Regions from separate parts of the Homo sapiens genome. Here region 1 is linked to region 2. The links are chromatin contacts, found by Hi-C in ENCODE. All regions are on one chromosome and are shown on one strand. Each heading gives the region's core, a stretch centred on a gene start or an enhancer-like site at or near the end of the contact. The rest is flanking DNA. Distances are from core to core; before and after follow the strand shown.

Evidence for each region. A loop is a pair of places that touch in the nucleus more often than their neighbours do. Pooled maps may share reads with other maps.
Region 1: a loop to region 2 is called in a map of ascending aorta, with 2.2 times the contacts of the local background. The contact joins the enhancer-like site here to the promoter of TMEM185B in region 2. A Hi-C loop is called at or near these places in 2 of 168 maps with a recorded cell type or tissue (PC-9 and ascending aorta) and 3 of 50 pooled maps.

Annotation. Positions count from the first base shown.
Region 1 is chr2:120,539,223-120,542,809 of GRCh38, reverse strand. No RefSeq gene overlaps it. Among named protein-coding and RNA genes, the nearest start is that of LINC01101, 75 kb to the right of the region's middle. Within about 2 kb of position 2,285, at least 11 of the 41 ENCODE cell types and tissues checked have a DNase peak (open chromatin) inside an H3K27ac peak, as active enhancers do; they include PC-9, where a contact is called at or near this core.
Region 2 is chr2:120,221,322-120,225,148 of GRCh38, reverse strand. TMEM185B (transmembrane protein 185B) reads left to right here and starts at 1,749. Exons shown (of 1, transcript NM_024121.3): 1 at 1,749-3,827. The coding sequence starts at 2,173. The coding sequence ends at 3,225. RefSeq lists an enhancer at 793-1,456 and silencers at 1,551-1,711, 1,431-1,800, 1,951-2,150.

The DNA of each region.
Region 1 (3,587 bases), core at 1,036-3,535, 320 kb before region 2:
TAACCACCTTCGCCTTCCCTAACTGCTCCATGTGGCCTGGGAAAGTCCACTTCACCTCGTCTTAGAGGTGGGCTTCTGATTCTAGCTAAGCCAACCCCCACGTTCTGTTCCTCTGGTCATGGTGATTGATTTGGGGACCAGCCTGAGACCTAAGCTAGCCCAACGGGCATCCTTTCTGCCAGGAGTGAGAGGAGTCAGGCCCTCTCTTCCTCAGGATCAGGGATGTGAGAAGATGTGGCCTGGGATTGTTGCAGGTATTTCTGATCTCCTGAAGGGCCTGCGCCTAGGGAGAAAGCCCAGTATACTGCAGGAGGAAGGACAAAAGGAATGGCAGAATAGCACCAGAGCCTGATGCTTCCGAAAATCACTGGGTCAACCTGTACCTCAAGCCCACAAGACTATGGGAGCTTTCAATTATGTGACCAACAAATTCTCTTTTTGAAATGTGTTATTGGGGATTTTGTTCTTTATAACAGAGAGGGTGCTGACAAACACAACAGAAAGGTGACGTGAATAATTCAGGACACACAGAGGCTAGCCTAGAACCCAGGTCTCCAGATTCCCATCCAGTGACCATTGCAGTAGCCCCATGGGAACTAATACTGATGGTAACAGGTGCAGTGGAAGCAATAGAAGCAATAGCAAACACAACAGATGTGGTGCATTGTTGATACATTGTGAATGAATCAAGGATCCCAGGTCCTCTTCCGCCAGGGCCAGTTAAGCCAGATCTGCAGTGTCCCTGGGAAAGGGGTGATTCCTCCATTGAGGAATCGGGGGATGTCCTCCCTTGCTTACCTGCTCTGTTGCTTGGGCACTGCCCATTTACGATCCTGCAAGCAGCAGGCAGGTGGCATCCGCCCAGTAGAGTATCTGCAATAGCAGCACCGTGATGAGTGAAACTCAAGGTTTCATGAGGACACCGGGGGGCGGGAGCACCTTCAGGGCTCTGTGGCTAACTCAGGCACAGTCTGTGCTCAATAACTCCAAATGATAGGCCACTGTGGGCCATGAGCAGCTCCCTCCTTCCTGCCTTAATGAGCACAGTGTGGAGACTGAACCTCAGTCTCCTAAAGGGATGGAATTAAAGGAATTGGGTCAGCCCACTCATCTTACATCTGGGCGTACCAGGCGGTGACACACCCAGGCTGCATAGCCACACAATGCGCACCCTTGGCTGGCCCAGCTCTGCTCCCCTCCAGGCCCAGCAGCCTCCTTCAGCTGCTGAAGCTGAGGGCACTGGGGCGCTAAGGTCCTCACCGGCTGATGCTTTGGGCAGGTGCTGGGAGGCGAGGAAGAGCCCATGGCACCATCTGACTTCTCAAGGTGCCCTGGCAGGGTATCTTCCTGAGATCTCCTGGGGAGGTGGCCAGATGAGAGAGATCAGAAATGAGGGCAAAACCGCAGAGGCCAGAGCTGAGCTCTCCATCCTGTGCAGTCACCAGGCACTAAGGCCAGAGAGAAGAGGAGAGCCCTGAGCGCACAGTCAGGGAAGGCCTTGTGCAGAGGCGGCACCTGGGCAGGACAGGAGGGATGGGCAGAGGGGGTGGCAGACGGCAGACAGCAAGGACAAAGGGGAGGAGGTGGGAAGGTCCCCAGACGGCATGGAAGACAGAAAGGGAAGCCCCTCCAGCCATTCCTGCCAGAGACCCTGCCAGGGCCCAGGGGTGGGCTTGGCAGACTGAAGGGCTCCTTGCCAAGGCTGATAAAGGGAGTCTCTCACTAACTGGAAACAGGGGGCTTGCAGAACTGAGAGCCCTGTGAGAAGGGTCTGGATTCTGGTGACAGGAAGATTGGCAGGGCTGGGATAGTGGCTCGGAGCCCCCAGGGCCTGGTCCCAGAGGCTCAGACAAATGCCATGGTCCCAGGAGGCCCTTCCTTGCAGTAAGCAAAGATTTCCTCAGTTCTTTTGACTACTCCCTGGGTCAGGTGGCTTCACCTCGCTGAGCCTCCGTTTCCTCCTCTGTAAAATGGATGTGTAACCTGATAGGCTTGTTTTGAGTAGTTGCTGAGATCACAGGCCTGGCACAGAAAAGTGCCCTTCAGTTGCGGGCTCCGTGCCCCCTCGCCCAGCACCCTGTGCACCCCTCTGGTTTCTCTAGTTATTCACCAACTCTGCCCCGGTGCACTGCCTGCCTAGGGCTGAATGGAGCAGTGCGGGGGTAAATCAAGCCCACATGTCTATCACCAGGCACTAAATCTCCCCAGGGACATTCCTTACTGTAGCAGTAATGCCGCCAGCTCCAGGGAACAGGGTTGCACCATAGGGCAGGCTCCCCACACCCGGGAGGCTTAAAGGGCCAGCTCCAGCAGAAGCAGCAGGCCCAGCCTTACATGGGCACAGACGTGTCAGCAACAACAGCACCCCGCTGCAAAAATAAACAAGCAGCACCGCCGTGTCCAGAGACTCACAGCGTAGGGGATCAGAGCTCAGGCTCTGAAGTCAGACCAGGTCTCATTCCCAGTTGAGCCACTAAGCCATGTGGCCTTGGACAGGTTACTCTCCTCCCTGCTGTCCACCTCAGTTTCCTATTGGGCTGGCAGGTCTATGGTGAGGACTGAAACGCTGAGAGTCCCTGGTGCACATCAAACACTCCCTTGTAGCGCCATTGTTAATCAAGTGCCACGCACATGTGATTTGGTCCACTCCAAAGTTTCCTAAGGAAGAGACTGCTATTGTCCTTAAATTTCCAGAGGAGAAATAAAACCAAATCTCGGGCTTGTTTGGGCTGTGTGATCAATGGTCATCGCGGGACACTTGGCACTTGACCTGTGCTCCATGCAGTGAAGGGGATGGGCCCAGGCCCGGGCACTGGGAGTCCTGGCTGCTGTGCCTGCTGCACCCGCCCACTGCCCTGTCCTCCCTGGCTCCCCACCGCAGGCAGTTGTCAGGGCCGGCTTTCCCTCGCATGGTCTGATCACAAACCAGGAAGGACGGCACAAGAACTGATCTTTGTTGAGCCCCACTGGGTGAGGAAGGCCCCTTCGCTCCCGATCCTCCTCCAGCTCTGCCGGGAACTGCTTTGGAGAAGAGCAACTGGAGGATCAGAGAGGCTGTATGCCTGCCCTAGGTCACTCGGCTGGTGGGGGCATCGCCAGGAGTAGAGCCTGGCCAGCTTTGAAGCCAGCGTTCTTTCCTCTCTAGCCCACGTGCCTGGTTCAGTCTACAGTACCCCTCACTCCCAGAAAAAGAACAAAAGCATTCAACCCATGGCCTGTCTTCTGGGCTGCGAGGGACGGCCCTTTTATTTATGACAACCGGCTGGCTAAGATCAAAATGACCAGTGGGAAACACCAGTCTCTGTGGATGACTTTGTCATCAGATCACTCGAGAGAAAAGAGCATTTATCTGTCAGAGGCTCACTCTTCCTCTGCAATACCTTCTGAAATTATTGAGGGGATTTAAAACAGGAAAATACAATGTTTTCCTCATGAAAAGAACGTTTCTATTAGAGAAAGCATAGGAAATACAGAGAGATGGGGTCGGGGGAAGCCCTTAACCTCCCACCCAAAGGTAACCATTAACCTGTCTGTGCCTTCCTCTATCAGCTTTTCATTCTTTTTCAGCAAACATTTGTTGAGATCCT
Region 2 (3,827 bases), core at 500-2,999:
TCATCTGACTACATAGGTGATTGGGAAGGACTTCTGACTGTTCTCGCAGGGTCCAGAGGACCTGACTCTGCCACCAGCTCCCGGAGGGTGGGGGCGCTCCTGGCAGCGCCTCCCCTCCACGGGCTCTGCTTTCCTAGTGGGGTCAAATCAATTACTTGCAGGTCTCTAAATGCAAAGTGCAAAGTTCCATGTATTGATTCATCTAATCCTCAAAACAATCCTGTGTGCTTTTCCAAGCCCATTTCACAGATGAAGAGGTTGGATTGGTGAGGGGGTTTTCCACTTTTACAAATTTTTAGTTGACAAATCCTTCTTGGGAGAAAAGAGTACAAAAAAGACCAATGTGTAAAACAGACAGATTGGAGCAACTCTGTTTAGGGGAGGAATGGAGGGAGATAAGGCTCTCCAGAAACAAGAGGCCCTGAAGACACATCTATGAAGTCAGCCTTAAGGGCTGAGCCTGAGGACTGGTGAAGCTCACTCAGCTGGACTCCCTTCCCCAGGGCCACAGATTGCCTGTGGCTGAAGTGAAGTTGTGGAGAGCGCCTCGGGGGCTGGGACTGTCCGCCCGACACCTGGACACCCTGCTCATGCCCGCCTGGGGCAGTGCTGTGAGGGTGCGGGAGGGCCACTCCGCGGAGGCCCTGACAGGCCATGCGTTCCTCTGATGGCCTGTCCCACTTCAGAGCCCAGGACCTGCGTGACAACATCCCACAGCCACTTCAGGAAAAGAGGACTAGGAGAGACTGGTGAGGGCAGCCAGGGCTCTGCTGAGCAGTGGGACAGCGGGGAAGACAGAAATCCTCCAGGGTCTGCCCAGATGGCCAGAGGGCGAAAGGGGTGCTCCAAATCACAGACCCGCTGCAGCCTTGCCCTTAGACACCACCCAGGTCTGTCCCCCAACTTCATAGACCAGGAAACTGAGGCCCAGAGAGAAAGAGGTGAATTTGCCTAGGTTTCTCAGCTGATGGGTGGCACGGCCTGGACAAGAACCCAAATCTCTTGACCTCTGGTCCAGTACCCTTTTCCAAAGGAAAAGGAAAACATGGTTTTGCGAGAATAACACAGAGACAGGGCCAAATAAGTCAAAATGAGGACTAGACACTTGAAGGTAGGAGCCCTGTATCTGCGACGCGATTCTCTGTTAACCTGCCGGGTGACCTGGGGCAGAAAGCAACCCCCAACCCTGGTCTGGATCCAGTTTCCTCCCGAGTGGGGTCTAACACCCTCACCAGCACCTTCCACTCTGGAGTGAGAGGGACAGGTACAAGAGCGCCGCTGCCGCCTGGGATCTCTGCACAGCCACTTCGCAGGCAGCCTGAGAAACGTCCGTTGCTCCACCAGGCGGAGTTCTGCCCCGCGAGTCTTCATCCCAGGTAAGGCCCCCCCACCTCGTGCCCTGAGTCTACGCGCGGGCCTTTTCCTTTGAGCCAGGGATACACCCGCCGCCGGCCCCCACAGGTCTGCGCTCATGCACATCGCCTTGCATCCGTTCAGTTACCGGCACCCGCTCCCTCGCTCGCAAACTCCCGCACTAGCCCGGCCACCGCCTCTGCTCGCGCGCGCGGGGTGCTGGAGCCTCACCGCGGGCGCTCTAGCCCCGGGCGGGTTCCCGGGAAGCCGCGGCGAGCGCGGGGAGGCGAGGATCCCGGCAGAGATGGGTAGGGTGCCAACGCCCAGGCCCCGCCCTCTCCACCCGGCCCCGCCCCCGCAGGGCCCGCCCCGGCCGGCAGGGAGGATGTGAGCTCACTCCCGCCTCCATGTTCCCGGAGTCGCCTGGAAGCGTCCGCCCAAGGTCGCGGGCCGCTTGGGGAGTCAGCAGCGCGCCAGGCCCCTTCGGGCCCCACACGCATTAGGTGCCTTCTTGATGGGTACGGAGTGAACGCGGGCGGCGGCGGGACCGAGGCAGCGCCCAGTTTGTAACCGCCGCGCCGCCCGTGCCCGCGCGCGCCACACCCCAGCGCGCTTCCGGCCGGGCCACGTGACCGCGCGTGCACGTGTTCCGGCCTCTCCGCTTCGCCGCTCCGAACCTCCTCCTGGTCGTCCCGGCATTCGTCCACGCGGAGCCGGCTTGGGCGGGGCCCGGGAGGCGGCGGCCGGAGAAGCCGCGGAGACGCGAGCGCCGAGCGTCGCGAGGGAGCAGGCCCGGGCAGGCAAGCGGCGGCCTCCGCCATGAACCCCAGGGGCCTGTTCCAGGACTTCAACCCCAGTAAGTTTCTCATCTACACCTGCCTGCTGCTCTTCTCGGTGCTGCTGCCCCTCCGCCTGGACGGCATCATCCAATGGAGCTACTGGGCCGTCTTTGCCCCCATATGGCTGTGGAAGCTTCTAGTCGTCGCAGGCGCCTCCGTGGGCGCGGGCGTTTGGGCCCGCAACCCTCGCTACCGCACCGAGGGAGAGGCCTGTGTGGAGTTCAAAGCCATGCTGATCGCTGTGGGCATCCACCTGCTGCTGCTCATGTTCGAAGTCCTGGTCTGCGACAGGGTGGAGAGGGGCACCCACTTCTGGCTGCTGGTCTTCATGCCTCTCTTCTTCGTGTCCCCCGTGTCCGTGGCTGCCTGCGTCTGGGGCTTTCGACACGATAGGTCGCTGGAGCTGGAGATCCTGTGCTCGGTCAACATCCTGCAGTTCATCTTCATCGCCCTAAAGCTGGACAGGATTATTCACTGGCCGTGGCTGGTGGTGTTTGTGCCCCTGTGGATCCTCATGTCGTTCCTTTGCCTGGTCGTCCTCTATTACATCGTCTGGTCCCTCCTGTTCCTGCGGTCCCTGGATGTGGTTGCCGAGCAGCGGAGAACACACGTGACCATGGCTATCAGTTGGATAACGATTGTCGTGCCTCTGCTCACTTTTGAGGTCCTGCTGGTTCACAGATTGGATGGCCACAATACATTCTCCTACGTCTCCATATTTGTCCCCCTTTGGCTTTCCTTACTAACTTTAATGGCCACAACATTTAGGCGAAAGGGGGGCAATCATTGGTGGTTTGGCATTCGCAGAGACTTCTGTCAGTTTCTGCTTGAAATTTTCCCATTTTTAAGAGAATATGGGAACATTTCATATGATCTCCATCACGAAGATAGTGAAGATGCTGAAGAAACATCAGTTCCAGAAGCTCCGAAAATTGCTCCAATATTTGGAAAGAAGGCCAGAGTAGTTATAACCCAGAGCCCTGGGAAATACGTTCCCCCCCCTCCCAAGTTAAATATTGATATGCCAGATTAAACTCCTAGAGAGGACCCAGGCACACACAGACTCCACTTGGCCTTCGCCTCTTGTTCATTCATCCCAAACCTGGAAATGGAAACAGGCTTCAAACACTCGTCTCACGCCGTGTTTGAGATCACCGCCTCATCAGTATGCATCATAGATGGAGGTGGTTTCAGTATGTGGGTGTGTGTGATGTGTACCTGGGTAAGAGACTTGCTTTCCAGGTTCGCACTTTCAGGTGTAGCTGGGGGCAGTAAGTCGAATTGTTTTAGTAGGTCCTCAAAAGGAATAACCACACAGCTGTTTGTTTAAATGCTACTGTACCTATCAAAACTATTGTTTAAAAAGTATTTTTATACACTGCTAATCTAAAATTGTATTTCAGATTGTGCCTGTCATAACAATAGCAAATGTAAAAAGTTCTCTTTCCCACCACTTGTTTATAAACCTCATAGTTGATATTTTTAGTGTTCCTACTGTTAAAATACTCTCTCCTTGGGCTTTGCTGATACTGGTCTTTAATATTCTGATAGGTGAATTTTTCTAATGGAATGAACCCATGCATATATAGTATTTATATGAATATTTTAGCAGTGTAATATGTTGAATTCTAGTTC